2 separate regions of the Mus musculus genome follow, and region 1 is linked to region 2. The links are chromatin loops, found by intact Hi-C in ENCODE. Cell type or tissue: heart. All regions are shown on one strand. Links, peaks and the distances in the headings refer to the core of each region. The heading gives the core; the rest is flanking DNA.

Region 1 (15,787 bases), core at 3,697-11,696, 640 kb after region 2:
GAATCTATGGAGGCCATACCTACCCATACCATAATGCAAAATACATTTCGTCCAACTTCCAAAGTCCACATAGTCTATAGCACTCTCAACAGTGTTAACAGTCCAAAGTTCAAGGTCTCTTCTGCGATTCATCCAATCACTTAACTGTAATCCTTAAATCAAGACAGGAAACCAGCTGGACAAAGTCCAAACTACATCTCCATGCCTGATATCAAAGGTGGTCTTCAGATCTCCAACTCCTTTTTTAACTTTGTTGACTACAACAAACTTCCTTCTCCTAGGGTGGTTTCACTCCCTGCTAGCAGCATTCCTCAGCAGGTATTCTATGGCTCTGGCATATGGAAAATCATGGGGTATCCAAGGCAACTTCAGTATTACAGGTTCTTGTTTCAATGTCTGGGATCCACACATGACATTCTGGGCTCCTCCAAAGGGCTGGTATCGGTTCTCCAGCTCTGTCCTCTGTAGCACTCTAAGCTCAGGTTGACCCCACTCCACTGCTGCTGCTGCTCTTGGTGAGCATCCCATGGTACTGGCATCTCCAATACACTGGATTCTTCTGGGGCAACTAGGCTTCACCAACTGCCAAGCCTCAAATCCTTTTCATGACTCCTTCAGTCCTAGGCCATCAACTGCAACTGAGGCTGCACCTTTACCAATGGCCTTCCATGGCCTCTCACAATGCTGAGCTTAGCTGCTCTCCATGACCACTTCATGCTTCAAAAAGCGGGTGACTCTTACACAATACCAAGTACAGCTGCTGCAGGAGTTACAACCTTGGCTATCTCTGGAACACAGCTTCTTTGTGCTCTCAGAAAACACTCCCCAGAAGATTTCACCTCAGTGATGCTGGTCTCTTCTTAATCACCACTAATTTCTTAGCTCTACCTAACCAGAATCAATTGTCCCAGTAATGCCTTCTATTCTGGACTCTAAAGTCCTCCCTCAGAGCCACAAGGCTGAAGCTGCCGAGTTCTGCTGCTGCTGGAGCTAGAATATGGCTCCCTTGCTCTATTACATTATCACTAGCTTTGTTTTCCAACTCCTTCACTGCCTAAGCTTGGCTGTCCTGGAATTTGCTCCATAAACTGACTATGAACTCAAGAGATCTACATGTGTGTCTTCTAAACATTGGGATTAAAGGTGTGGTCCACCAAGCCTGGATTTAAGTTTCTCTTCACCTAGAACTTGCTTTGTTCTAGGCTGGAATTGAACTCAAGAGATCTGTTTGTCTTAGGCTCCTGGGATTAAAGGCTTGTGCTACCATGCCTGGATCTTAACTTATCTGGGTGCGATCTTGCCCCAAGATCACTACTCCCTTAATTCAATTTAATACCCTTGAAAATAGTACTTAGCTTCATTTCACTTCTTGGTACCCCTTTAATACCTGAACCATATGTTTTCTATTTTTCCTTTCTAAGCTTGCTACTCTTGTTCAAAATGCTCTTCATGAGACTTAACCAGAGAACAAAGTCTCTCTTGGGCTTTTTTGAGACTTCCTTTGTCAATGCAATTAATATAAATCTCCCTACCTTGGCCTTGGGTATACTCTTCAGATAACGGCAAAAAGCAGCCACATTCTTCACCAAAATATCAAGAAAATAGTCTCTGGTTCATGTATTAAAATTCTCCTCTAAAACTTCTACTACCAGGCTTCCACAGTTCAAATCACCCTCAGCAACAAAGTCTTCCATATTCCTACCAGGATGGCCCATTAAGCCCCACTTAAAGCATTCTACTGCTTTCCAAATCCAAAGTCCCCCAATCCACATTTTTCCAAACAGATGCATGGTCAGGCCTATCACAAGAATACCCCAGTCCCTGGTACCAACTTCTGCCTTAGGGTTTGACTGCTGTGAACAGATACCATGACCAAGGCAATTCTTATAAGAATTGGGACTGGCTTACAGGTTCAGAGGTTATTCCATTATCATCAAGGTAGGAACATGGCAGCACTAGGCAGGCATGGTGCAGGAGGAGCTGACTTCCAGGCAGCTAGGGTGAGGGTCTTAAGCCCATGCCCACAGTGACACACCTATTCCAACAAGGCCACATCTCCTAATAATGACACTCCCTGGGCCAAGCATATACAAACATCACAGTTGGTAAAGAAATTCCTTTTCCATTCAATATAGTATCAGAATCCCTTTCAAATCTGAACATACATGTGGAAATCTGAGCAGAAGAAAAGTATTTGAAAAACACATGTGAAAATGTCAGACACTCCCTTCTACTAATCAATTACATTTTTAACATACAAAGGAATTGTATGAACTATACAAATAGTAGGTAAAATAAAATGGCTAGGGGAAATGGAGAATTAGTCTACTGGGGGGTGGGGGAATGGGTGAAAGAACATGTATAGTACTTAATACCTTAAAAGCTTACCTTCATCCTTATACTTTATTGTAACTTCATCATTACTCAGAAGCTTTCCTCTGAATACTCGCTGCATCATTAGCACTAATTCATCGTAAGTAATGTCTTCATTATGAATGGGAATTCGTCGGATATCTTCCCCAAGTTGAGCTTTGATAATCAGCTTCCCACTTAGGTCCAACTGTCCGTTCATTGTGGAGTCCAGGATGCTCTATATATACAACTCTAGGGGAAAAAAACTGATCAAAGCAGAACTATTAGAATGTTAAGAAATTGTGCCCCTTAAAAATAGTGCCTCTCATTGACACATAAATGGTCTGGGAAGTGTTTTATTACTAATGTAATTTCTATTTTATGTATTATATTATTTTAACTAGTTAGCTGACAATACCATCTGTCTAAAAATAAATTCCTGACTTCTACCCCAAAGTTGCCTCTCCTAAGGCTTTCACATCTGTTAGTGGCAACTCTTCAAGAAGGCCTTGCTTCCCTCTTCTCACACCTCACATCTAAAGTGTCAGCAAACCTGGTGTCACCACCACCTTTAAAGTGTTCTGGTAATCCATCCAATTTGGCATCTTCAGTACCAATATTGAAACCAATTCCCTACTTTGTCTGCTTTATTTCAAAATGTCTCAAATGATCTGCTTATTACCTCCACCCACTTTCACTGAATCAACAAACCAGACGTTTGTTCTTAAGTAAAATCTAATGTCATTATGCTTAGAACCTTCCAATGAATTCCCATAGAAAAACGTACAAATGACCCAACCTCCGGCATTTTCTACTTCTCTGCCTTACTCGCACCTGCTATACCAGTTTTAGATCACCTCCCAACTGAAGGCTTTGTGTTTACTCTGTCCTTTGCCTTCAAGTCTTTCACACCCCTCACTGGAACCAGATTGCTAATTATGTATCTTCTAGAGGTTTCCCTAACAATCTAACTTAAAATGCACCTCATCACTGTCTTCTCTCCCTGCTTTATTTTTCTTCAAAGCCCTAAACACTATGTGACTTTTTAAAGCTGTGCTTTTGTTATCTTTCTAGATTGCAGAAGAAGCCTTGTACATAGTAGTTATTCAAATGGACAATGGCTACAAAATTATTAACTTGCAACTCTAATGTTAACCTGGGAGAGGAAGCATGTATGAACATGAAATTAGAACCTATATTTTCCTAAATAAAATCTCAAGAGTATTTTTTCTAATTTCCTATTTTGGAAACTCAAAGAAAAAGGGCAAATGAGTAGTATTCTCCTGGGCTTTTGAACAACTATCCATGATCAAGCAACACAACTCCATTAACCTGTCAACCCACATTACCTCCAATCAAAATGGGTGTGTATGATTAGACTGTATTCTCCTATTATTTTTTTAAGATTTATTTTATTTCTGTGTGCAGGTGCCCCAGGAGGCCAGAGTTGGATCATCAGGAGCTGGAACCATGGGTGGTTGTGAGACCTCTGATTTGAAAACTGAACTCGGGTCCTCTTCAAAAGTAGTACTGCTGCTAATAGCTTGGCCATCTATCTCCCCAGCCATGCATTCTTTATTTTAAAAAGAAGAGAACTAAGTATAGGATGGACAGGATCAGGAACTCAGGCCAGCCTCAACTACAAAGTTCAAGATCAGTCCAGGCACCGGGCCGTGGTGGCGCACACCTTTAATCTCAGCACTTGAGAGGAAGAGGCAGGTGGATTTCTGAGTTCAAGGCCAGCCTAGTCTACAAAGTGAGTTCCAGGACAGCCAGGGCTGCACAGAGAAACCCTGCCTAGGAAAACCATAAATAAATAAATAAATAATTGATCGATCGATCAGTCCAGGCTACCAGACTCTAAAAAAGGACATTGATCTGTGGTACAGTGCTTGCTTAGTATGCATAAGGCTTTGGGTTCCATAAATACTTGGTACCACGTTAAAAAAATGTATTTTTTTAAATGGTAAAAGTAGCTATTTGATACTGGCTTGCTACAGAATTTTCCCCTCATGGGTTTTTCTTATTATTATCTCATTTCAGGTTATTCAATATGATTGTCCTATGAATTTATAATCCTAATTCTGAACCTTAAGACTTTTAGTAATTCAAATTACTACTATAAAAGTGCATATTTAGGATCAAGTAATGGGTTAATATTTGTTTTTCTGCAAGGCCAAGTAATTCCTTAACATGCTTATCTATAGACACAGAATGTTCCTACTCTTTTTACCTGTTCCAAGTAAATGACCAAGAGCACCATTTAAGCTGTCCTGAACCTCCCACAGGCTACTCTGCTTTCATTCCTGAACTTTCACTATTGCCAGCTTTCTGTCTCCTTCCCTAAAACTTACTGAACCTCCATTTTCACCCCCGCCCCTTTAATGTGGAAAATCCCTCACCAAATCACCAAACTATTCATCTTGAATTGTTTTTCATGAGTCCTAGCTTATATCATGAATATTAAATATAAACCTCCCAGTAGTCCTCACATAAACGCTCTATCTAGTCTTTGCGTCTAACTATCCCTCAAATGAAAACAGCCCTTCACTACAAGGTCAAAGCAGAAGAACAAAGTGGAACAATGTTCCACAATCTGGATGCCACAGTTATCTTAATGTAAAGAGCACTGTTGGGTTTTGTTTGATCAGTCTCACAGGTGACTTCTAATGGCTGTGATGACGTGACACCTCTATAGAACCAACTCTTACATTGTTGGCCCAATTTGTTCTCCACCTTTAGAAAACATTTACATAACATCTACTCTACCCCAGGCTCTAAAACATATTAAGTTTAGAAAGATAGTAACTATCTCATACTTTCATTGATAGTCTGACAGGAATGAAGATCTTACAATAAATCTGCATTTACTGCCTTCTATCTATAGGCCATATAAGTCAGCAATATAGACTAAGGACCGGTGCTTAGAAAGCTGAACACTCTCAGTTCCTGAACCATAGAACCATCTCACAGTACCTTCTTTACCTGGCCAGAAGGGGCACCTCATATCAAGATACACTCCCAAGTAAGACCAAGTTCCAGCACAAATGTACTTGGTAATTAATATGCCCTCTGATGGAACTGGGAAGCACTCAGCTCCAGTGGACCTAAAAGCTAACATTACATATCCTTAACATCTACCATGGGTGGCCCAGTTTCATTTCTAGTTTCCTCCCTGCAGTCTTAGCTAAAAGTTGTCCATTTGTGTAGCAATGTCAGGCACCACCGTTATTTCCTGTCCCAAGAGAAAACCTCGTCCACACAGCTGTCAACTCTGGTCCTGCCTTTCTCTAAGCAGGTAGAGATTAACATGAATGAGTTCCTAGAACTACTGTTAAGATCACTATGCATTTTCTGATGCATCTCGTTGCTGTCTTACTACTTCCTAAGTCCAGAAGTGACTCAACCTGGAACTTAACCTTCATCCAAGAAATTCCTGGTAACTGGGATACACTGATGTGTCCAAGGACATAGCCCCTGCACTAGGATACCTCAGCCTCAGGCACCTGTTGCTTAACCTGAGAAGAGGCCCTCTTTCAGAAGCTTCTAAAACGCCCACCCTCTAAACAAGTTTCTTTTTCCCTTCTTTCTTTTCTTGTCCCCGCCTCCCCAAGACAGGATTTCTCTGGGTAGCCTTGGCTGTTCTGTAGACCAGGCTGGCCCCGAACTCAGAAATCCACCTGCCTCTGACTCCTGAGTGCACCACCACCAACTGGCTCCTTTTTCTTCTCTATTTTTTCTTTCTCTCTTTTCTTTTCTTTCTTTAAAGAACCTTGATTATTCTAAAACTGTAAGTGGGTCTCAAAATCTGTATGACACGCAGTGTATATGGCAAGAATGTAACCATTTTCACTGGTAGCTATGTGAGCTCAAGTTCTTCTCTGCGGCGTACTTTCTGCACATGCGAAGGGAGCCTAACAAGCTACTTTGGTAGAATCTTTGAGATTACCTATCTACAATTCTCCCTACCGTGCCCAGAGACGGCAACTTAACAAAAGTTGGCAACTGTAATCAGTAAAACTGGGTAGGGCCCCAAGAGGACACTAAGCACGGGAGTGTACGACCGAATGGGGCTCCTTTCTGTGTCCTCAATCTACCGATTAACTCCAGGTCTACGCTCCAACGTCCAAGCCACTCCCGGGGATCAGGCACAAACGCTTTGGGCTTTCTCAAGCCCCCTTTCTATGTCTTCCATGATTCACCCTCCACCTTCCAAGTTGCTCTAGAGGGTGAAGCACCGAGCAAACGCCCCAGGCTTCTTCGATCCCTGGTTCTCGACCTCCGTAAGAGGTACCCCCAGGCTCCCCTCTACTCTCTGGGGCCGGAGGGAACAGGACTTGGGGTATCAGCGGGGCCAAACGCCCTCCAGGTCAGGCCGGGCCGGGCGCCCTCTCCTCCCCCTCCCTCCCTCCCTCCCAGCCGCCCCTCCCCCATGCCGGGCCGCTCGTCCGCCTCACCCGGGCCCTGCGCCCTCCCTCCCAGCCCCTTCCCACGGTCCCCAGCCCCACCCTCCCACCCGGCGCTGGGAGGTTCCAGAAGCCCTGCGGCCCTCCCGGTTCCCCCGACCTCCTCCTTGAGTCGCCACGCGCGCCTCACTCCGGCGGACATACCCCGCTTGCCGAGGCCGTCCACCTCAGCTGACCCGGCCGCTGCGGGCTCACTCGGTGTCGCAGAGGAGGCTTCCAAACCCCGTCCGCTCCGCCGCCGTCCGCCGAGCCTCGCCGAGCTGCAGGCTGCGCAGAGCTGGCCAATCGCACGCACCCGACGAGCCTAGCGACAGCCACGGTCCCGTACGTGGCAGGTGGGAAGCGCAGGGGCGGGAGCGAAGGGGAGAAAAAAAAAAACTGCCCTGGCGCCCCGCCTCCAGGCGCACAAGCCAGTCAGGACGCATGCGCAGTGGGTGAGGGGCGGGGCGGGCGAAGACCCCGCTGCGTCGGGTGAGCGGCCCGGCTTCCTCACTGGATGACCGAGTGTAGGAAGTGCGAGCCGAGGCGGACACGCATGCGCAGGGAATTACCAGCACTTCCGGTTTTCCGGGCAGCCAGTCTTTCCTAAGTCTGGCTGCTGGGTGGGCGGGGCGTAGTCTGCAGGGCTGGGTTTGCTACGAGAGCCTGGGGGAAGTGGGGCATCTGTCCAGAAAGGTTTGGGTCTTGTTGCTTTGTGGCTGTCGTGACTACGCGCTAGTCTGTCACATCTCGGAAAAAACGAACCCCTTTTCCGCCTTCTTTCTACACGTTCATTCATTCATTCATTCAGGATTGAGTGCCTACGCTTTGCCGAAAGAGTGCTAGGATGAGTCAGTTCCCCAGCTAAGCTCTACCCAAACATTTAGGAAGATCCGAGTTTAGAGGGCACACCCACCGGTGCAAAAGACAAACTTGGATAGTAAAAACCGAGGCTTCAAGAAGGCTTTTATAGGATAGAGATTTGACCATACCCTACACTCGCCTAAATTCAGTTTTCTTTTTGCTTTGGATGTGTTTAAATGGATGGAACTTGAGAATTATCATCCTGAGTGAGGTGACTCAGTCACAAAGGAGCAAACACGGCTTGGACTCACCCTTGAAAAGACTGCTTACACATTGGTCCCTGACTAGTGTCTGAGCAACTAGAATTCAACAATGCTTCCACTGTTCTTTATTAAGAGCCATCCCTTGTGTCTAAAGTGTTTGAATAAATGTATTTTACGCTGAACACATTTCAATCTGCTTGCAATCTGGGTGCCAGGAATCTTAGTACACAGCAACCAGTGGGTCCCGTAATCTCCTTTAACAAGAAGAAGAAGAAAAATAAATAAATAAAGCAAAGTGGAGTGGTATAATCTAACACTACAATCTAAGTCTTACAAGTAACTTCTGGCAGACTATTCACATGGTTTAGGGACTTGTTGCTGGAAGAAATTAAGTGTGTCCAGGAAGAAAGCTTAGATGTGTGCTCTGGTCTCATACAGACTTCTTTCTTTATAATTTGTTCTTTTGCTATGTTCCTTTATGTTCTTTTCTATAATACCGTATGTCCTAGACATGGATACAGTTCCCTATAGTATCTGTGCAAAAACCATACAATGCCTATAGATGTAATTTGAGCATACTTTTTATTAAAAAAATCTACATCTAGAAACACAGAGATCTCATTACCAGAATAATCTGGAAAGAAGAGGTTGTAGATTTTGTAGCAGTGCTCAGAAAGGACTTTAGTACTGTTGCTTGTCTGCTTTCAGGACAATATATTCATTCACTACTTAACTGGGGTACTATTTTGTTAATAATTTCAGCTTACCTTCATAGTCACAAATTTTAGTGGTGGCCTGAAATTCAGAGTTTTCCTTGTCTTGCTTATTCCTTTATAATGTCTTGTGATCTTATCTCAAATCACATGACTTGTAACTGTCATCTAAACTCCCAGTCTAGAACACATCCCTTCTCTATTGCTGTCTAGTGAGTACCGGGTGGTTGGGGGTAGGGGGTTTCATCTTCATTTATTATCACCAAGGTCCAGAAAGTCTCAGTTATAATATTATGGTTTCATGGCAAACAAAGTCCAAAGTCCAACAAATTGTAAGATCATACCTCTGCATGTAGCAAAGTTCCACTGGGGAAACTATACAGATAGATAGGAACTGTACCAAACTATACAGATAGGAACTGTACCAGAGGCCCCTGGGAACAGCTTGTAAGAGATAAGCATTGGATCATGTCACTCTGCCCTACTTGCCTCTACTGCACACACACACACACACACACACACACACACACACACACACACAAACACTCCACATCTTCAGTTAAGAGCTGGTACTCAGAAACATGACCAATGGGCCAAAACTGAATTATAACTATTTACACCCTTTGGAATAATCAGAACCTTAAAAGTTAGCACTAAACTGCTAAGTATTGCTGTTGCCACTGTAAAATGACTCAGCCTCCTTAGAAAACAGCTCAGCTCTTACTGATTTTTTATTAGGTATTTTCTTCATTTACATTTCCAATGCTATCCCAAAAGTCCCCCATACCCCCGCCCAACTCCCCTACCCACCCACTCCCACTTCTTGCCCCTGGCGTTCCCCTGTACTGGGGCATATAAAGTTTGCAAGACCAATGGGCCTCTCTTTCCAATGGTGGCTAACTTGGCCATCTTCTGATACATATGCAGCTAGCTATTATTGATTTAATAAAGTGTTTAAAAATACAGGTTTAAAATAAATTACAATTACTCTGTGACCCAGTGACTCTAAGCAGTATTTTAAGAGAAAATAAAATGTTAGCCAAGAACATGTCCAAAAGTAAGTTTGATTCCTAATAGTCAAAACCAGATAAAATGTTTTCTTTTTACATAAAGGAACAAGCCCAAATTTTCTTCAGTAGATGAGAATTTCAGGGGACTTCAATGTGATTATTATTATTAATATTATTAGCAGGACTACATAAGTATGTAATGGTAAGTAAAATTATAATACAATCTCATTAACTGTTAAAGTTAAGACAAGGACTCTAGGGAATATAGAAAAGTAGACAATGGTTTAAAATTAAACCATTATGGATTTTGCTGTTATAAACATATTTGTGAAGATGACTATTCACTAGCTGTAATAAAGGATAAAGTACAAATTACATATCTCAGGTATACAATATGATATTGAGAACTATCACGATCATGCTAACATAGCCATCTCCTCACGGCTATACATGTGCAAAATCATGTAATGTGTCCTCAGCACTGTTGCGAATACAGTACACCACTATTAGTTACAGTGACTCTGCTGCTGTCCAGTAGAGTTCTAGAACATACCCAGTGTGAGGCTGGAAGTTTGCAGGAAACAAGCCACCTTTTCCTCTACCACCCAATCGTTGGTGGTAGTATTCTACTCTCACCCTGTGTGCAGCTGTATTTCAGAATCCACATAGACCTGCAATTATAGACAGTGTTTCTGCAGCTGGGTTCTTTAGAGTAATCCACACTGCTGCAAATGGCCATGCCTTTCTTTCTTCCCTAAGGCTGAGTACCTCTCCATATAAACAATATATACAATTTCAATTTGTGAGGATTCAACCTACGGTTCAGTTTGTGATAGTGCAAAAGCAGTATGAATCTAGTAGAATGACACTTCAACTTTGAAATTTGATCTTTTTCTAGGTGAGCAATATGTAGTATGATTTCAAAATGTTGGGCTTCAGCCACAAGCCACAGCCCCCAGCCAGCCACCCAATCATGACAGTAAATGAGTGATACTGCCCAGTATATTACATGGCATTCAGTAAACTGCACCTTATTATGAAACCAGCTCCCTGATATGTGATTTTGTCCAACTGTCAGGGGTCTACACATGTTTGTGTAGGCTAAGCTATAGCACTTGCTACTTTGGGCATATTAAATGCATTTTATTATGGTATTTTTAATTTACAATGAGTTACTTACAAACTCACAAGGTAAAAAGTGCCCATATATGCTGAAACTACTTTACTCAATCGTCCAAAAACCAATAGTTATGTGGATTCATTAGCTTTACTGTCATGAATAACACCACACAAACACGGGAGAAAAAAACAAAGAAGCAAGATAAACTTAAAGATGGAAATGGGAGGAGAAAGAGCAAGGGACTGGCAGTTGAGTTGTGAACTTTCAACTGTCAGTTAAGATGCAGGCAAGAAAATCCAAAGGTCGGATGATTTGTTTCTCTTGACACTGCAGGAAAAGAAGGAAAAAAAAAAAAAAAAAAACCTCACCAGGAACTATCATCCCAGAGGTAACCAGAAAATGGGTAGAGTAGGACCTGCTCATATTCAACAGCTTGAAAATGAGTTCCGAGTCTTTCTTACTATACGTTGTTTTGGTTTTCTTTTTAAAGCCACATGTTATAGTCTGTATTTACTCTTATCCTATTCTCCCTCTGGATGATCCCACTCAAAGACAGTTCAGACGAGGAAAACGAGTGACCAGTCTTAGCCTGGCTCATTTCTCAGCAGATATTCGTATTTTGTCAGATGTAGTAGCCCTCTAAAGTTTGCTCTCAGCATCCCTTCTGTGATGTAGTTGTCTATTCTTCACAGTGCTTAATAAGCATCTGTCAAATAAATTATCCCTTATCTCTCCCTCACAATGAGTATTTGACCCAGGCTACCACAAAATGTCTAGCACAAAGCATATGTTCTGGGTAGACAATAGCAGCTCTGGACCTGCTTGCCCTCCTTGTCTCTCTCTGCCCACTGTACTCTATTGCAGAGGGCTACCTGTGTGCTCTATAGACTCCTGTTTCTTGACTTTTGCTGATTGCACCCAGTGTGAGACTTGCTAAGAACCTGTTGCATAGGAGGGGCTGGCAGCCCAGAGTCTTTTCTGCCCTTTTTCTAGGGAAAGCTGGTTGTCTCTGTCTCAATCCCAGACCACTGAGGAGAGGTGTTTTCAGCTCCTGCTCATACCTTCATGTTTTGTTCATGTCTCTGGCTCAAAAGAAGTATCTTCTCCCCTTGCTTCCTTGTGGCTGTCTATAGTGCATCTCATTTGGTCCTCCCTTTTTAATTACCATAAAATAGTCTTAGAGTCCCTCTATTTTAAACACCTCTGCTTTTGCTGGAAGAGTAAGGAGAATTAAATCCTGAAAGATTTGGCAAGCGGTTTGCCAAGAGGAATGAAATCCCTCTTCTTGTTAGATCTTAAGGCTTTAGGGTTAGGAGTGCCAATGCCAATCAATAGCCATATTTGAGAACAAGGATAAAGAAACACAGAGACAGGACAGGGGGGATAGAATTCTGACACATTATCACTATTCTGGGTTCTAGTTAGGCCTGGAGTTCATGTTACCATGCACTTATTTCACGTCTCAAGCCAGGGCACTTGAATGTTTAAAATAGCTATTGCTAATACACAAGTCAGGATCACAAACAAAACCTGGTATTGCCTCAGACAAAACGGAACACAGAAACGTTATCTGAAGCCAACTTGGCTCTTGGACTTTACATTAAGTTAGCATATTCCCTTTAACCTTTGACCTAAATTTGAGTTAGATTCATATCACCAAATGAGACTGCTGACTAGCACTCAGGGTAAAAGTTCAAACCAAAGGAATGATCTTCTCCTGGTCAGATTTCAGGGTTTCATGTGAATTAGTCTCCACAATTGCATGTGGACTTTGCATGTTTAAAGGAACATTTTATGGAATTTTACTGGGATACTCGAAAGATAATAAAAACACAGAAACGTTAGCCACCAAGGGAAAAAAAATCACATCCTCCTCTGGCTGAGTATAGTTTGTTTTGATTTTCCTCATATTTTTCAGGGCTTGGCTTAAGGGATATTTTCATCTGATCAAATTTTGAGTCAATTGCATCTTACTATTTTTCTTTGTCCAGCCCATATCTGAGTGTAGCACTGAAACACTGCTTAGAGCATGGGCCTTTCAGAATTGGTTTTCTTTTGTACTTCTCTTTACTTTATCTACTCTCTCATTAGGTCTCATCTATACTATAGACTAAATAAGCTTGTCTCGGCTTCCCTCAGAATCCAATTGTCAATTGTCATTTGCAACCATTTCTGTGAGAATGTACATTCTTTGCGTAATGGTGAGAAGGATTTTCATTTAAGAGCACTGGATGCTCTTCCAGAGGACCCAGGTTCAATTCCTAGCACCAGCATGTCCACTCACAACTATAACTCCAGTCCCAGGGGATTGGACCTCTCTTCTGGCCTCCACCGGCACTGCATGCACATGGTATATGCAGCCATAAAACAGATTTTAAAAGTTAAAAGAATTCAGTCTTTAGTGAATCATGAGAAGCCTGTGCTAAGATCACATGAAATTTATTAGATCCTTAGTTCGTACACTCACAGGAGAAGCCCGGTTTCTGACAAAAAAGCAAAAATTCAAAGAAGGCATCTCCTGAGTTCAGAGGGGGTTCTCTTCATACTTCAAGGTTTGGTGTTCTATGACTACCTAGAGCTTTTAAAAGCCATACATGCGATTATGAGTATAGCTTTTCATTTTGAATCTCATCAATCATCAATAATATAAAGATATTAAACCTGGCGGTGGTGGCACACGCCTTTAATCCCAGCACTTGGGAGGCAGAGGCAGGCAGATTTCTGAGTTTGAGGCCAGCCTGGTCTACAAAGTGAGTTCCAGGACAGCCAGGGCTACACAGGGAAACCCTGTCTCGAAAAACAAAACAAAAAAAACAAAACAAAGCAAAAAGATATTAAAAGGGATGTGTGTGTGTGTGTATACATGCACATGCATAACTAACTAGAGGTTTAGCAGTCTACTAATCTATCTCTCTATCCATTTCTTACAGAGTTGATTATTCTGGTCACAAAACACTTTTTTTTTTAAGTTCTTAGATGTTTGTTTGTTTTTTTAAATATTTTTTTATTACGTATTTTCCTCAATTACATTTCCAATGCTATCCCAAAAGTCCCCCATACCCTCCCCCCCACTCCCCTACCCACCCACTCCCACTTTTTGGCCCTGGCGTTCCCCTGTACTGGGGCATATAAAGTTTGTGTGTCCAATGGGCCTCTCTTTCCAGTGATGGCCAACTAGGCCATCTTTTGATACATATGCAGCTAGAGTCAAGAGCTCCGGGGTACTGGTTAGTTCATAATGTTGTTGCACCTACAGGGTTGCAGATCTCTTTATCTCCTTGGATACTTTCTCTAGCTCCTCCATTGGGGGCCCTGTGCTCCATCCAATAGCTGACTGTGAGCATCTGTCTCTTGTGAGACTAGGCCGGGGCCTAGCAAACACAAAACACTTTTTAAACAAAACTCCTTTTCCTAAAGAGGAGACTGGTTGCCAAACAATTCATTGGCAAAAGTTTAATGTCTGTAAGCAACTCCCTGTACTCATCAGGAGCCACTGTGTTCTAGAAGGTAATATTTTTTCTCATTGTAAAAGAATTTGTTGTGAGTTCTGCATAATTGTCAAAGTGTGTCATGCAAACTTAGTAACTATGGTCATCTTAATATATATGTATGATTCTTCATTTGACTCACATAGTAATATAGTGAAAAACCACAAAAAGCTACCAAATCCATTCTCCCTGTGATAATAAACAGCTTTAACATGCATTCAGGAAGATCTTGTAGGACACTTAGAGAATAACATAAACAGATACAATTCTTATGAGTTGGAATCAAAAGACCATCATGGGTAACTCTTGTTAGGCACTTGATTTTGCTTGGTCACTTTCAAGACAATGATGTTTCCTCAGTCATTCCAGATGGCTCCAGCAGCCTAAAGCGTTCATTTAGGGATGGTAGGGACCTGAGCATATTGTACATCCTTACACGCAGTTTCAGCGGGGTTATCGAAGGCATTGGCTTCGTTCTATCAAAGGATGATGACAGTGACTTCAGTATTTTGGAAGCTTCACTCTGAAATACTTTTGTTCGAACAGTGTAGAGAATGAATATTTGCAATCCCTGAAAAGAGAGGCAAGCTTTAATACTAGGCAATATTACAATACAGACTTCTGCAGTACCGAAGGAAGAGACTTCATTTCACCCTCCGACTCTGAGGAAGCACAGCTGCTCGACAACAGGAGCTTGCAGCTGCTGCGCATGTGCATGCCCTTCAGATATACACAGTGCTGCGTGTAACGCATATTTATTTAGAAGACCAGGGCTCGTGCCCTGGCTTGACATCACCACTGTGCAAGTCTGTTCCCTAATCTTTACAATCTTCAGTTTATAAAACTGGAAGATATTTTTTTGTGTGTTGGGGGGGTGGTCGGGGGGGGGTGTTACCCGTTTCTTCTTCTACTTCCAACATTCTGAGACTCCATTTCTTGGAGATTTAGTAACATAGCTGGAATTTTATATACTCAATAATTTCTTAACAACACAAATTTAAGACCCTGCTAGTCACTGATTCCCTGTTCTATACACATGGATAAGGAGATGCACATAAAGACATAAGCCACAAAAGGTAGTTGTTTCTTCATGGCTTTAAGCTGACCCTTACCAAAGTCCTATCGGCTTCACACCCTTCTCATTCGTCCATCATCCTCAAATCCTTTCTATTCTTACATCAACCCTAGAAACTAAGCCTTACCATCCCCAACTGATGAATATGCAGCCAAAAAATTTCAGTTCGTGTACTGCATCTACAGAAATCAGCCAGCAAATTTTTCAGTGTTTTTTCACATTCTACTGAAGTGGTTACTCAAAAAATACTATCACTAATGTGCCATTCACTTTAAAAAGAAGTCGGGACAATAGGACAATCCAATAAGATACCTTGGAAACTTTTTAAATGGAGTGTTATATATAATACAATTTAGTTAATACAGATATCAAATATAATTTAAATAATATTTTCAAGAGAAAATATTGTTGACAGTATCAATCATGTAGTAAATTTCAAATTGTACCAATAAATTTAGGAGGCAATAAACAATTACACAATATTAATAGTATTCTTTCTCTCAGACTATAACTCAGC
Region 2 (15,787 bases), core at 2,748-10,747:
TTTGGGACTCTTGATTATCCCTGAATCTAGAAATGTTTATGAATCAAGAATTGTCTATGTAGAGATTGTTTCCCTTTACTGCTGAAGACACAAAGACAAATTGTTGGGGCCGGCCTGCGGCTCTCATGTCCCGTTCGAGCCTGGGAGGCATCTTGGAACTGGAAGAGAAGAGGGAATCTAGGCAGGTAGAGAAATAATGGAACCAAGACAAGCTAGTCTGCTCAAGGTTCAAATTTTTAATGGCGGACACGCTTTATAAAGGAGAGGGGAGGCCCATTCCTGCTAAACTGGAGGTGACCATGTGTAGGATCAGATGTAGACAGCTAGGCTGACTCCCAGCAGGTAGGAGCAGCAGCAGTGGCAGAATAGTAGAGTGATCCAGGGAGTCAGGCTCCACCCTAGGTGATCTCCTTAGTGGTAAGCAAAGTCAAGGTCTGGCTCAGCCTGCTTCAGGCTTGTGGGGGGAGGTTACAACAAATAATTGTCTTAAATCTGCAGTCACCTTAAACTCTGACAACAGAAAGTCCAATAGGCAAGAAAGATCACCCACAAACTGAGAGCCGTTATTTATGCCAGAGGTCATATTCTGGAACAGGTTGTCATGCAGGAACCAGATTGCTCCTCCCAGGCAAAGACAGTGTAAAGCTATTGTTAACTTTGAGCTCAGAGAAAGGTGGCAGGAGGACCACACCTTGGCCAGGAGGATGGCTTTTCTATGCACACTCTTACTTCGGCCCCAGTTCTTTCTCTCCTTCACTGTGAAGTTCATATCAGTATCCCCAAACACAAAGACTCCAGGTTCTTCCAGCATTCCTCAACCCCTAGCTGATGCACAGTATAGCCCCACCCCCTGCCCCGAACAGCAGGGGACTGGGCTGCTTTTCCCAGAGGCTCTTTCCCACGTAATCCAGACTTTTTGATTACCTTCCTCTTTTTGTACTTTTGACCTGGCTGCTGTACCTGGTTCCCCTCTCATCCCTCTCTCTTCTCCTCCTCTTCCCACATTGCTCAGGGTCATAACTGTTAGTGGCAGGCAATTCCACTGGCCAGAGACCTAGCAGCTGCTTATCATCTACTGCCATTGCCATGTGTGCCAGGTGTGCACTGCAGATAAAAGCACCAACAGCCACCCCAAAGCTCTCTCTCTGCATTCCCTCTCTGTTCTCTGGGTGAGCCACCTTGTGCCTGCCCACCCACAGCTCTCTCTCCTCTCCCTCCCTCCCTCCCTCCCTCTCTCTCTCTCTCTCTCTCTCTCTCTCTCTCTTTCTCTCTCTCTCTGCCTCTACCCTTTCCCCAGGTCCGAATTCCTCTCCCCTCCCCCAGTAAACCTCTTTTGCAGCAGATCTGTTGCATGGTGTAATTTCTCAGGGGTACACCTTGGCACAGGCCTGCCAAAGGCACCCCCTCTCCTGGTCACTACTTTACATTTCATTCAAAGACCATTTTGGGCTCTCCCAGATGTGTCTGCCTCTGGCTATGCTCTCCCTTTTGTCTATAATAAACGTTCTCCTCTACCATCCCTAGGAGCAGTCATATCCTTTCCTTTAGTTTTTCTTTATCTTTTTCTCTTTCTCATTCACTTACCATCCTATATCTTTTTAATTGTGAATTAAGCTGTGTAGCTAATCCTAGTCTGTTGTGGCTTCCAGAAACCTGTTTTTTTTTTTTTTTTTTTTTTTTGTTTTTTGTTTTAACTGCAGCTATAGGTCAGGGAGGGAAGAGTTTTAGGGAGTTACCATATAATGGTGTGATGTCTCTGTTTGGTGTGATGTAAGGAAAGAAAAAAGGTCATTGAATTGCACACTTCAAAAGGATGAAGGACCGGGAAATGTGCAGCCCTGGCTGGTCTGAGTATGCCTGGCTTGAAACGTGATATTAAGACTCAAGTATTTCTGTTGTACCCTCTGGCTTGGAACATTCCAGTATTATTTTATCCTCCTCCTCCTACCTTCTTGCTTTCCAGTTGCCACGGAGTGGGTCCAGTGGGTCCTCTTCAATCCTGATTTCAAACCTTCCTGATTCAGTGGGAATCAGGGGTTCCAGCAGATGGGCATAGAGTCGGCGGGAATTGGGGTGACAAACAGACAAGACAACAGACACGACACAAGGGGGTGTGGATCTGAAGGTAATTTGTCAAATCAAGCATCAAACTTTTTATACAGAAGAAAATAGGGAAGTTAAGTGACAATGAGGTTACTGGATTCTTACATAAAACAGAGGAATGCAAACATGGAAGGACTGGCAGGAACCAACTGGGATAAAATTCAATGTTAACAACTGGGATCAACAGCAGCCCCACCTAAAGTCAGCTTAAACTTAGAAGCCAGGGGCGAGGGCTTCCATGCCCTTGCCGTAGTTTCTATTCTAGTCTATTGTATAGTCCACCTTCTCCCTAGGTCATTGTAAATACTTGTATATGGGTGTAACTCAGCTATCTATAGTTCTAAGTATCTACTCTGGTTCCTCAATATTAAGGGAAAGCACACAGATCCGCTTACCAACTAAAGCAAGGACATGGGAGCATTCGTTATACAGGATGCCCTAATTCCAGGAGACTAAGTTTCTGTGAACTTTTCGCCTCGGGACAGCGCCCAGGTTTTCAGGGCCTGTCGTGTTTGTCACTACTGGAGTGGATTTAGCATCCAGTGTCTCACTATAGAGCCAAATGTTAGAAATGGGCTAGATAGTAACAAAAGAGACCACCATTCCAATTGAAATGTTTAAACAAGGCAAACTTGACTTCATGAGGAGGATGTGCTCAGAAGAGCAAACACTGAGAAAGGAAGTGAATTTGATTTATATTGTAATTCAGGTGGTGACCTGTGTCTTTCCTGGGTGGGGGGCTCTGAGAATATTTTAGGATTTTACTGCTGTGAATAGATACCATGACCAAGGCCGCTCCTCCTCCTCCTCCTCCTCCTCCTCCTCCTCCTCTTCTTCTTCTTCTTCTTCTTCTTCTTCTTTTTTTTTTTTTTTTCGAGACAGGGTTTCTCTGTGTAGCCCTGGCTGTCCTGGAACTCACTCTGTAGACCAGGCTGGCCTCGAACTCAGAAATCCACCTGCCTCTGCCTCCCAAGTGCTGGGATTAAAGACATGTAGCACCACTGCCTGGCCAAGACAATTCTTATAAAGGACAACATTTAATTGGGGCTGGCTTACAGGTTCAGAGGTTCAGTCCATTATCATCAAGGGGGGGGGGGATCATGGCAGTGTCCAGGCAGGCATGGCATAGGAAGAGCTGAGAGTTCTACATCTTGTTCCAAAGGCAAACAGAAGATTGGCAGCTAGAACTGTTAGCATTTTGTCTAGGCTGTACCCCACAGTTACCTGGCAACAACTAGGTGTGCCCGACTGACTATAAAAGGGGCTGTTGGCCACCTTCCCTCTCTCTTCTGCTCTGTTGCCTTCTTGCTCCTGCTCTGTCCTCTTGCTCCTTCTGCCTGTCTCCCCATTCCCCTCCCCCATCTCTCCCCATGTCCTCATGGTGCTCATGGCCGGTGTCTACTCAATAAACTCTATGGGGGAAGGGATGGCTCAGCATGGGCTGGTGGAGGCACCCCATCTCCCACACCTGACTGCACAGCCACCAAACATACTCTTCCTCTCCCTTATCTTTTTACTAACAGAACAAGGACCAGGGTCTTGAAGCCCACACCCACAGTGACATACCTACTGCAAGAGGCCACACCTCCTAATAGTGTCATTCCCTGGGTCAAGCATGTTATAGTCTTAATTCTAGTGGCTATTTTGAAAAGAATTAGCACACAGGAAATGAGAAGGGGAATACATAACATTCCTGGCTCCAACTGGGTGGGAAGATTACAACGTGTCTAAATGTCATACAAGGTGGGGGAGAAAAAAAGATGTGAGTTTCTTGCTCCTGTGTGGGAGGGGGCGCAGGAAGAGCAGAGAGAGAGAAGCGTGGGGATGGTGAGACAGTAACAGATGGCAGGTGCAGGGGAAGAATCCTTGGCCCCAGAGAGTGGAGCTCTGGGACAGCCTGGTGCTTAGCATCTGCAGGAGTAGGGAAGGTGAGAGGCCAGGAGGCTGGGGTAGGGGTATTTGTGGATGGGGACTTTGGGGCTTTGATATGCAACCACAGGTATATGTCAACGAGGAGCCATCTGCCCCATCTCCTAGGCAAGGGAAACAAATGCTAGCCTTTATCTATCAGAGATCTAAGTGCTGGGCCACGACTGTTATTTTGGATCCTGAGGCCTAACAGTACCAAACACAGGCTTTATAGTTTTTGATAGAAAAGACTCATATTTGTTTATTTCTTACATCAAACAACAGGAACAACTACATTTTGCTGTCCTTGTTTCTAAGTTTGAGTAGCCTTCTTGAGGACAAATAGCTAGAAATACCACAGACAGTAGCTTCTCATATTTTGGGGGGTAATTTCGTTCAAAAGGCATAAAAGCAGAGGTACTCGGTATCTGTAATTTTTGTCAACTCAAATTTTATTTTAAAGTCAACGGGTTAAAAAATCGTGAATCAAGTTTTTCCTTAGGGACCCTCGTGGGGTAAGTCCCCTTCGCCTAACCAACGACAGAACGATAGGCTCGCAGGCTAAACAAGGCCCAGGAAGCGCTACCTCTGGCAGAGGTGGGAGGGGCAAGGGACTTCCGGTCGGGGGGGGGGGAGGCGACGACTAGTGCGCAAGCGCGAATCTCACTTCTGGCTTTCTCTCTTCCCCTCCCCCTCCCTTCCCCAGCCCGAGGGGTCCTGAGGTGACAGCGCCTGGAAGTGGGACTGGAGGAGCCGGCGGAGGAGAAGATGGACAGGGCCAGGCCTGGGCGTCGGCGAGCTTCATCAGGTGAGGAGAGCCGGCGCGAGGGCCGAGCCGACCATTGTACCTGCGCGGCTGGCGGCGGCTCCGCGGCGCGGTGGGGAGGGAGAGAGGGAGGGAGAGAGGAAGGGAGAGAGGGAGGGAGAGAGGAAGGGAGGGAGGGAGGGAGCGGCGGGGGCGCGCATAATGGAGAGCTGGAGGGGGGGGGGGCGCCCGCAGCTGTCGAAAAGCCTCGGCCGCCTGCCCCTTCTGCACCCCTTTGGTATGCTCCCTCCTCCCGGGACACGCTCCTTGATTGTCTTCGGTCCAGCGGTCTTCTCTGCTGGCTATAGCCGCTGTCCTGCCACGCCTTCCTCGCAATTGCACCCGCGTTCACTTTCGCTCCCACCTTCCCCGCACAAGATGTCACTCTCCTTTCTGATCCTTTGACCCCTCGCCTGGCCGGCTTCCCTCCTTCCTTTGGCAGATCAGAGAAGCTGCAAGCGAGGAAGGCGGGGCTTGTCGGTCGCCCCGCAGCGCCTCGAGTAAATAAAATACTCCTGCTGTCCCTCTCGTCCGACAGGCTCGTTTAATAGCGTTTTTCTTTTCCAGCCTCCAGCATCTTCCAAAAGTGATTCGAAAGTCAAAGGATTTGAAGCCGGGTTTTTTGTTGTTGTTGTGTTTTTGTTTTTGTTTTTTTATCTCAGCCCATTTTTTGGAATTGTTTTAAGACTTGAAACTCAAGAACCTCTTTTAAGTTTTGTATAAAATTGAGATAGAGCTCCGCCCCGTCGACAAGTTATTGTTATCCATCTCATCTGTTAAGTGCACCTCTTAATTCCTGGAGTCAGCTCCCGTGTGCATAGAAATGCACTGTCTAGTACATAAAACAGTGTCGATGAATTCATTGAGTTGTTTTTGTTTTCTTTTCTTTTTCTGTTTTTGAGAAAAGGTCTCCCTGTGTAACTCAAGATGGGGTCATATTCCTATTCCCCCTGATTACCTCTTCTGAATGGTGGGGTTACAGGCGACCCCCCCCCACTTTTTCCTCTTTCTGTTTTTTTGAGACAGAGTTTCTCTGTGTACTCCTGGCTATCCTGGAACTCAATTTGTAGACCTGGCTGGCCTCCCAACTCAGAGATATGCCTGCTTTTGCCTCCCATGTCCTGGGGTGTTAAAGGCTTGCACCACTACCAACTGAGCTCAACCCATTGTAAACTTTCTCATTATACGGTTTATTTTGGTAGAGTTAGACTCAGCAGTTCCAAATCTATTTAGGTATGCCCGGTGGCAATGTGTCTAAAGCTCTTAAGGCTATGAGCACAGATCTCTGAGGACTCGGTTTGACAGAGTTGAACTCCCAAGATCTCTTCATATGCAATCAATTTTATCAATATTTTTGTCTTTTTTTTTTTTTTTTTGAGGAATGGTCGTCCTCTTGCAGCCTTGGAGCTCAGGGGTCTCCTGCGTCAGACTTTTCCCGTGCTAGGATTTTAGGTGTGTTGCTACCACGCCTAGCCTTTTCCCACTGCGTATTTTAAAGATACTAGCTGTTCTTTGCCTTTGAAATCATATTTATGCAAGACATAAAGGTGTTTTTATATGCATGTCTCTACTGATGAGTTTTTGTTTTAATATTCCTGCTCCCTGGGGTCAAGTAAAATTGACATACTAGAAAAATGCAGTATCTAGTATCATTTGGGAGTTTTTGGATGGAGAACTTCAGGTGTGATCATAATCTCAGTTTAAGATGCACAGTTCCTTCTTAATAAATACGTTCCATCTCAGCTTGGTGCATTTATACGTGTTAGTGTGTTATATTAAGATATTAGCCTTTTCTATCCGTTGGCAGAATCTGTGCCCCTCACCCGGTTATATTCACTTATTATAGTTTATTTGATGGATATGCTTTTTAGAAATATGCTTTTTTGAAGGGCTGGAGAGATGGCTCAGTGGTTAAGAGCACTGACTGCTCATCTGAAGGTCCTGAGTTCAATTCCCAGCAACCACATGGTGGCTCACGACCACCTGTAATGGAATCTGATGCCCTCTTCTGGGGTGTCTGAAAACAGCTACAGTGTACTTTCATATAACAAATAAAGAAATCTTTAAAAACAAAAAACAAACAAAAAAGGAACTTTGAGAGTTAAAAAGTGGTTGGTCTGAAAACACACAGTTATTTATGTTAACTATATCGCTGGGAAAGATCTTTTTGGGTGAATTTTGAGATTAAGACCCCGGATTCATAAAAATTGTTGGTGTTCGTGTAGAGAATTTTTTTTTTTTCATGACTCTCCTTTGGAAATGGCCTTTCTGCAGAGGATGTGTTATCAGAACCATTCAGAAATCTAGTTTTCTAGCTCCCCCCAGTATGCTTCTAGTTGTGTAATATGAACATTAAGGAAATTACTTAATAGTATATTTGACTTTTCACATAGATATTAACAGAAGTATGCTGTCCTGGCACTTGTTCTGCAGAACAGGATGGTCTCACGCTCAGAGATCTGCCCGCCTTTGCCTCCTGGACACTCAGAATAAAGGAGTGCGCCACCATCCCCATCTTCAAATATTTTAGTTTTGATTTATATATTTGATTTTATGTCTATGAGTATTTTTCCTGCATGCACACATGTGAACCATGCATGCTCCTGGTGCTTGTGGTGATCAGGAGAGGACATCAGAGCCTTTGGAACTGGACTATAGTTGTGAGCCGCCATGTTGGTGCTGGCAATCAAACCTATGCCCTGTGCATGAGCAGTTAGTGTACTTAACTGCTGAGCCATGGCTCCTGTCCCTGGAAACAGTTTGTAGCATAGTAATATCACCTCCTTTTAGCATGACCCAGTTGTTTTCTTTTTTTTCTTTTCTTTTTTTTTTTTTTGGTATTTGAGATGGGGTTTCTCTGTGTAGCCCTGGCTGTCCTGGAACTCACTCTGTAGACCAGGCTGGCTTTGGACTCAGAAATCCTCCTGCCTCTGCCTCCCAAATCCTGGGATTAAGGGCGTGCGCCACCACTGTCCGGCCCCGTTGTTTTCTTGACTTTGTTTTAGAGTAAATCTCTTCTTCATCACCTGAGATTCATGTACTCATCAAAACCAGTGGTCCAACACTGTCTTCCTCTTCACGTACTCACCGAGCTCAGCTCTGAGATCTTGTTTGCAAGTGTCTGAAGATGACATTGCTGGACTGCACCTTCTGCACTCTTGGCCTGACAAACTTTCATTCTTTCAAAAACCCTTTCAAGTGACCTATTATTTTTGATTTATGGATGAAACTAGGATTTAAGAGTCATAAGCATCTGTAGTAAGAGCTAGTGTTAGAAACAGGACCAGGATTAAAATTCTGGTCCTAAATACAGTATCTATATCTTTAATATCTTTTACTGCCATTTTATGTTAATTTTCCATACTTTGTGGAAAAAAAGAGTTACATGGCTAAAAAATAACTAGTTTGGGTTTAAAACCAAAAACCAAACTACCTTCAGGGTTTCTAAATTCTTTGTGTGCTCTTGTGCATTGTGGCTCATGAAGAAAGTGGCTTTCAAGCGAGGGTAGCGGAGAGGGGCTGAAAGGAGGAGAGGAAGGGGAGAAATGGATATAATTCCATTTAAATTAAAAACATAAAAAAGAAAGAAATTGGCTGTGAGGACTGGTAGATGGTAGGTGGGTAAAGGTGCTTCCTGACGAAACGGATACAAGAATTCACTTGGTGGTGAGAGAGAGACAACTGAGCATTGTCTTCCGACCTCCACATGAGCCCTGCAATATGTATGAATCCTCCAGCCCCCAATAAATAAATGGAAATGTAGCTGAGTGCATCCTGATTTCTTCTTGAGGGCTTAGTGTCCTATTATATATTTTCCTAACATGCATCAGTTGGTCCAGGTGATATCTGTTTGTAGTATTAGAAGTATAATGTGACCTGGACCAGCAAGTTGTTCTTTAGTGCCTGGATCCTAAGGGCGATAACCAGGGGATGAGAAGATAAGATAGGGAAGCAGGGATCAGGTCTTACACAAGCTATTTCTTAATGCCAAACAAGTTTATCAAGAAGTACAGCATCTTACATACAGTTTGTAGGGGAAAATGGCAGAGTCAGCAGAAAACTATCATAATGGGACAGTTTGCAAGAAACTAATCAAGCAATTTTTCACAAAGAGAACACAAGATATCTCAAGTTCATCACAGACCAAGTGCTCACTGGCTTTGGAAGGGAAAAGTTGGGTTCTCAGGATCTGGAAAACAGCAGCTCCTCCAAGGCCCTGGCCATTACTGGCCTTGCAGAGCATGTACCTGTTATAGATGAGGGACTAAGTTCCTTCTCTGTGCATCAGGACCTCAGGGAAAGTCCTGCACTGGCCTCTTCCTCAAAAGTAATGGACTACAATTAAATTCAAATTAAAAAGCTGCAACTAATTATGGTGAATCTGTATTCTTTTCCAAGACGATACCTAAGGCAGTTGAAGTAAGTAGGATTGTCCAGAGAAAGTGTAAAGAGTTAGGCATGGTGGCACACGTCTTTAATTCCAGCACCATGTGACTTCAAAGCCAGCCTGTTCTATATAGCAAGTTCTAGGCCAGCTAGGCCTACATTAGAGAGAAACCCAAACAAACAAACAAACAAACATACAAACCAAAAAAAAAAGCAAAAGCAAACAACCCAAAACAACAACAACAACAAAAAACCCCAAAACAAAACAAGGTCAGATAATTTGCAAATGGAGAAAATAGACATTGGCAAGCAGGTAAACTAGGAGTAGGGTTAGGAGGAGAGTGGAATGTTAGCATTTCAGAGAAAGTCATGTAAGGGATTTGCCCATAGAGGTTACTTTTCCTGGTGAATGTGGTCCAACAGCAATAGGAGAAGGCAGATTTGAAGAGCCTGAAGGAGCTAAGGGATGGGAGGAGGTAGGCCACAGGAATAAGCTGAGAAAGTGAGAGGAGGGGAAGTACACAGTTGGAGTAGGGAGTCAGGGCTAGAAAGAAAAGACTAGGAAAGGTCAGCGGAGAAGATGATGGTTAACGATGTATCAGGCAAACTGTAGTTAGGGTGAGGTGCTGGGAGAGGGGCATGGAGGAGATTTGATGACGGGGAAAGTGGGAGGAAGACAAATCCAGATACAGTTTGAGAAGTTACTATTGCAGTCATGGCTTGTGGTGAAATAGGTGAGGTATTATGAAAATGGAGTTTTAGAAATCTGAGCTCAAGAATAGGAGGTTATGTTGGGTTGAATAAAGGACGTAACTAATTTCAGAGTTTTAAATGTGAGTTTGCAGCCAGCCATGGTGGTGCACACTTTGATCCCAGCACTGGGGAGGCAGAGGCAGGCAGGTTCTGAGCTCGAGGCCAGCCTGGTCTGCAGAGCGAATTTCAGGACAGCCAGGGCTATATAGGGAAACCCTTTCTTGAGAAGAAAAAGAAATGTGAGTTTTCGGGGGTTGGGGATACTAAAGTTGATAATGAATCTAATGATACTAAGCAGAAGGAGGAAGCAGAAGAATAAGTTTAGTTTAACGTAGGGTAAAGTGATGTGACAGGAGGTGGAATCAAGGGAAGGGTTCAGGGCCAAGGACATCATGTGGAATGAGAGGTTTCTATTTCAGAAGTTGGGTAAAGCTGGGTGTGGTGGCACACACGTTTAATCCCAGAACCTGGGAGGCAGAGGCAGGTGGATCTCTTAAGTTCAAATCTACAACATCCTTCGGAAGACTAGTGTAGCTGTAGGCTTCTGTAATCCTAGCGCTTGTGGTGGATAGAGACTGAAGGGTAGTGGGCCCATTGGCTGCTGGCTGAACCTGGAGGTTCAGTGAAGGAGACCTTGTTTCTAGTAAGGCAGCGATTGATACGCAGAACACCTGATGTCTTCTGTTTTCCCTACATACTCAGAGATGTGCAGCTTGCATATGTACCTGCCTGATTGCACCCTACATGTCCATTACATACATGTACTCAAACATACAAACAAAAGATTGCTTCTCCATCATTTATTGTGACAAAAATTTTCTTGCCAAATTATAGTAATATGCCACAAGTAGATGTCTTGGTGTTATGTATATACATATGCATATGTATGCAGTTTTTATTATGAAGTCTGCTATATAATTTGGTAGGTTACAGTTATTTATTTATTTATTTATTTATTTATTTATTGAATAGGATCTTACCATTAGCTTTGGCTGTCTGGGAACTTGGTATGTAGACCACCAGGCTGGCCTTGAAATCACAGAAACCCACATGGCTCTTCCTTCTGAGTGCTAGGATTAAAGGCGTGCTCATTATACCCGAGATGAGTGGCACATGATAGTATTAAGCAAATTATTTGCTGATTGAGAGAATTCATATAAGTAAAACCCACAGGAAGTCTGAAAACACTGATGAGTAAAGAGTTAAAGTGTTTCCATTTATGCAGCGTTGTGTGGCTTTGTGTGTGTGTGTGTGTGTGTGTGTGTGTGTGTGTGTGTGTGTGTAAGAGAGAGAAAGGAAATCTTTTTGTAGAATACTGCCAACTTCTAGATAATGTCACCTCTGCTCTCTATCACGAGCATTTGCCCAATCATCTGATTCTACCATGGGTATGAGGAAATTTCTGTTTAGTTCTTCTAAATTATCCTCATGCTGGAGACTTTTGTGACTGTCTGTTACACTGACACATGACAGATTTTTTGGTCTTTAGGCATAGCCCTTTAGGATCTACAGAACATATCAGTGTATTATAAGCATAACAAACAATTTTAAATACGTGGTATATATAAAAGGATCCTGTTCATTAAATTCTGTCATTTAGATATTAAGTAATGATTTTTATTACGTCTTTCATTTTTGTAGAGATTGTTACAGAGGGAAAACGGAAAAAGTCATCACCAGCTGATTTACAGAAGGTATGTGTTCATGTGTTCATGTCTTCAAAGTTACTGATACCAATACCATTGTGCTAGTCTCATTTTAGTGTAATTACAGTATACTGTAAAACTTTAGTCAGTGTTTTAGGTAAAATTCTGTGTTCTGACTAACTGAGGTTGGAACACGGAACTTTATGAGACTTAAGTTATTACATGGTAATCAGTATACCTTCCAGTGCTCATTTTAGATTTTATATAAAGCATAGTTCAGTGTTTCTTTGGTGAATGAATGCCATGTCTAATGTTCATTTATTAATAATTTAGATTTAGAAGAGTTATATTCCTGATATAACTGAAAATGATACCTTGTTTTTGTTTAGTTTAGGTTTTTTAACTAACCAATTAATTAATTAATTTTTATGTGTATGGGTACTTTGCTTCTATGTATGTCTGTGCATCACATACTTGATTGGTGCCTGCGGAGGCTAAAGGATGGTGTTGGATCTCTTGGGACTAGAGTTAGAGATGGTGTGACTGAGCCACCATGTGGGTGCTGGGAATTGAACCTGAGTCCTCTGGAAGGGCAGCTGGTGCTCTTAGCCTCCTGTGAGCCACTTCTCCAGACCCTGCACTTCCTTGCCTGTCTGTCTGTCTGTTTTCTTTCTTTCTTTCTTTCTTTCTTTCTTTCTTTCTTTCTTTCTTTCTTTCTTTCTTTCTTTCTCTAAATTTCTTTGTATTTCCTGTGCATTGGTATTTTGTTTGCATGTATGTCTGTGTGAGGGTGTTGGGTGGGTCCTCAGGAATAGGAATTATAGACAGGTGTGAGCTGCTATATGGGTGCTGGGAATTGAACCCAGGTCCTCTGGATGAGCAGGTAGTGCTCTGGACCACTGGGCTATCTCTCCAGCCCTATGTTTTATTTTCTTGAAACAGCATTTCATGTAGCACAGGGTAGCCTTGAACACACTATAAAGCTGAAAATTATTCTTCTGTTCTGCCTTCTAAGTACTAGGATCACCTATATCAGGATGTATAATTAAAAAAATTATTTACTTATTCTGTATAAGACAAAGCTAGCAAGAGCAATTACTAATTTCTACTTATATAACACGTTTTTAAAGTCATCTTTTAAAAAAAGTGACCCCCTAGCATTTTGTGATTTAAATGTAGGAATAACCTGATTTACATAATAAATATTAATTATTTATTAGATAAATTTTTTCTTTCATGCACCCTTTTATTTTGAGACAGGGTTTTACAATGTAGCTCTGGCTGTTCTCGAACTGACTATGTAGACCAGGTTGCCTCAAACCCACAGAGATCAGCTGCCTCCAGAGTGCTGAAGTTAAGTCACTCAGTACTATTTCTGGCTACATGTTTAGCCTTAATTTAGAACATTCTTTGTGTTAGGCAGTTGTAGCATTTGGCAGAGGAGGGTGATGGGAGGGAGTCAGGAGTGCTTTAGAGAACCATCTAAAGAATGTTATTTTAGGTATTTGTTTTCATTAGTTGACTTAAAATTTGCAGGGGGTGCTTTCTCCATTTAAAGTGTTTGATTTAGATTAAGTTGGGTGAGCGATCTAACTGTCTGTCTGTCTGTCTATCTATCCATATATGTGTGTATGTATGTATGTGTGTGTGTGTGTGTATTTTAATATTGCTAGATCAGAAACTGTCATAACCAGTTCATTTTTTGTTACTATATCAGGATACCCGAGCCTAGTAATTTGTAAAGAAAAGAAGTGCTGAGCCAGTGAGATAGCTCAGTGAGTAAAAGAAAATAAATGTATTTTGTTCACGGTATTGGAGAGCCATTGGCATTTGTTCATTTTCTCTTGAGAGCCTTGTTCAGCTTCAGCTTTTGACAGAAAGTAGAAGAGCACCAAAAGAAAAAAAAAAAAAAAGACACGCCTTTAATCCCAGCACTTGGGAGGCAGAGGCAGGCAAATTTCTGAGTTCGAGGCCAGCCTGGTCTACAGAGTGAGTTCCAGGACAGCCAGGGTTACACAGAGAAACCCTGTCTCAAAAAACCAAAAAAAAAAAAAAAAAAAAAGAAAATAGAAGAGCAAACAGGCTGAAGATGAGCTGAGAGAGAATAAGTTCCAGTAGTTCTTTGTAATAATCGCTTTCTCTCTTTTCCTTCATCATCCTCATTATCGTTACTAATACGATTTTTTAAAGATTTTAAAAATTTATTTCATGTATGTGAGTACACTGTCGCTGTCTTCAGACACACCAGAAAAGGGCATCAGATCCCATTACAGATGGTTGTGAGCCACCATGTGGTTGCTGGGATTTGAACTCAGGACCTCTGGAAGAGCAGTCAGTACGCTTAACAGCTGAGCCATCTCTCCAGCCCCATTATTTTATTTTTTTGATTAAGAGTCTCACTGTGTAATCCTGTCTGGCGTGGAATTCTCTATGTAGATTAGGCTGGCCTCAAATTCACAGAGACAGCCTCTGCCTCCCAAATGCTAGGATTAAATTTATTTGACACCGCACCTGATGGAGGAGGGTTTCCTGTGTCCAGAAGTTTGAGGCTAGCCTAGGAAATATATCCATAATACTAAGTTAATACATCATTGTCAGATTCTCTTCCCTGAGTTCCCTGCCTGTTCCTCCTTTACCCTTTCTCGGTTTTCACAGTGTTGAGGATGGAACCCAGGGCTTTGAAAATGCTGAGGATATACTTTGCCACCAAAGCCACACCCCCTTTCCATACTCTTTAGGATGACATTTTTATTTTCAAATAACTTGTGACTCAGAAAAGTTATAGAAATAGGACAGAATTCCTGTGTACTATTTGTTCAGTTTATTCTGATGTTAATATCTTATATAATGAGAGTATGAATGTCAAAAAATAAGAAATTAGCCTTGATCTGATACTTTAACCTATAGATCCATTCCAAGATTCTTCATTTCCTTTACTTGTTATACCTTTTTAATTTCTGTGTCTGATTATCACATTTCTTTAGTATTGTTGCTTTTATAGCCATGACACTTTGGAAAAGAACTAGATAATACTTTATAGACTATTCTTCAACCTGAAAGGATGTGTGTGTGTGTGTGTGTTTGGTTAATGAGAATTTTTTCTGTGAAAGAGAGCTGTCCCTTTTCCATTTATTTATATCAAGTTCTTCTCAGATACTTATTCTGTTTATTATAATCTACTGTTGATGATTTTGTTGGTCAAAGTTTTGCAGTTTTGGCAATAGGGTATTTTTCAGATTGGCTCCTGTGTTCCCTTGTGTGTATATGTGTATGCATTTGTATGTGTATTCATTTGTATGTGAGTGCATGTGCGGAGAACATGTATGTGCATGTGTCAAGGGCATGTGCAGGCATGCATGTGGAGGGCAGCCTCAAGTGTCCTTTCTCCTCCTGCTCCCCAACTCTCGACGCCCCCAACAGGATCTCTTGCTGTTTTGGAATTTGAGAAGTAGGCAAGGTTGACTGCTCAGTGAACCCCAGAGATTTGTGGATTTCCACCTCTCCAGTGCTAGGATTTTAAGTGTGAGCTACCACACACACACACACACACACACACACACACACACACACAAATACACATATTTATATTTATTCATACACATATGTTTAATGTGAATTCTTGGGATTGAATTCAGGTTTCTGTGCTTTTAAAAACAGAAGTAGTGTACTGAGTTGTATATTTTCCTAGCCCTCCTGTAGCCTTTTAATATCATGCTATTTTTTTTTCTTGAGTGCTTTCTTTTTAGCATTATAAGATATGTTTTCGGCAGTTCAGGATGTTAATTTTGTTACTTAGCCTGCTGCTGTGCATACTTATTAGAGGAACAGTTTAAAGAAAGAAAATTTTATTTTGCCTCCTGGTTTCAGAGATTTTAAACACTGACTGGCTTTAGGCCATGGCAAGGCAGAAACATGGAGGAGGGCATGGAGAGCAAAGCTGTTCACTTCTTGGTAAGCAGGAAGCCGAGAGGAAAGAGATGCGGTCCAGGGCCAGAGGAGAGTCCTTCAAAGGCTTGCCCCAGTGAGCCACTTCTTTACTGGGCTTCACTGTCCACAGTTTCTCTGTTTTCCAGTCATCTCTTGAGATTTTTCTACCCATCATTTAGTTATGGTATGGGTTGAGTCAGCTTTCATGGTTTAGATCTCTGGAAACACCCTCACAGACACTCAGGTGTGCTTTACTGAT

What was found. Peaks named below come from ENCODE experiments on the same cell type or tissue, not always from the same donor. Only the 100,000 strongest peaks of a DNase experiment are listed, where the experiment ranks them.
Region 1: it touches region 2 in a loop (3.0-fold over the local background); 2 of 42 quality-filtered maps call a loop at or near these places.

What each region holds. Positions count from the first base shown.
Region 1 is chr16:56,710,223-56,726,009 of GRCm38, forward strand. Tfg (Trk-fused gene) reads right to left here and starts at 7,228. Exons shown (of 8, transcript NM_019678.3): 1 at 6,963-7,228; 2 at 2,389-2,618. The coding sequence starts at 2,572. It overlaps Adgrg7 (adhesion G protein-coupled receptor G7), which reads right to left. Exons shown (of 16, transcript NM_172825.3): 16 at 14,387-14,766. The coding sequence ends at 14,533. In heart, for the core only: no CTCF peak of the experiment used is centred there; a DNase peak (open chromatin) is centred at 7,339; H3K4me3 peaks cover 2,932 bases; H3K27ac peaks cover 2,529 bases.
Region 2 is chr16:56,070,760-56,086,546 of GRCm38, forward strand. It overlaps Senp7 (SUMO1/sentrin specific peptidase 7), which reads left to right and starts at 4,645. Exons shown (of 24, transcript NM_025483.4): 1 at 4,645-4,819; 2 at 11,597-11,649. The coding sequence starts at 4,780. In heart, for the core only: a CTCF peak has its summit at 6,838 (motif pointing left); DNase peaks (open chromatin) are centred at 4,862 and 5,192; H3K4me3 peaks cover 1,887 bases; H3K27ac peaks cover 2,905 bases.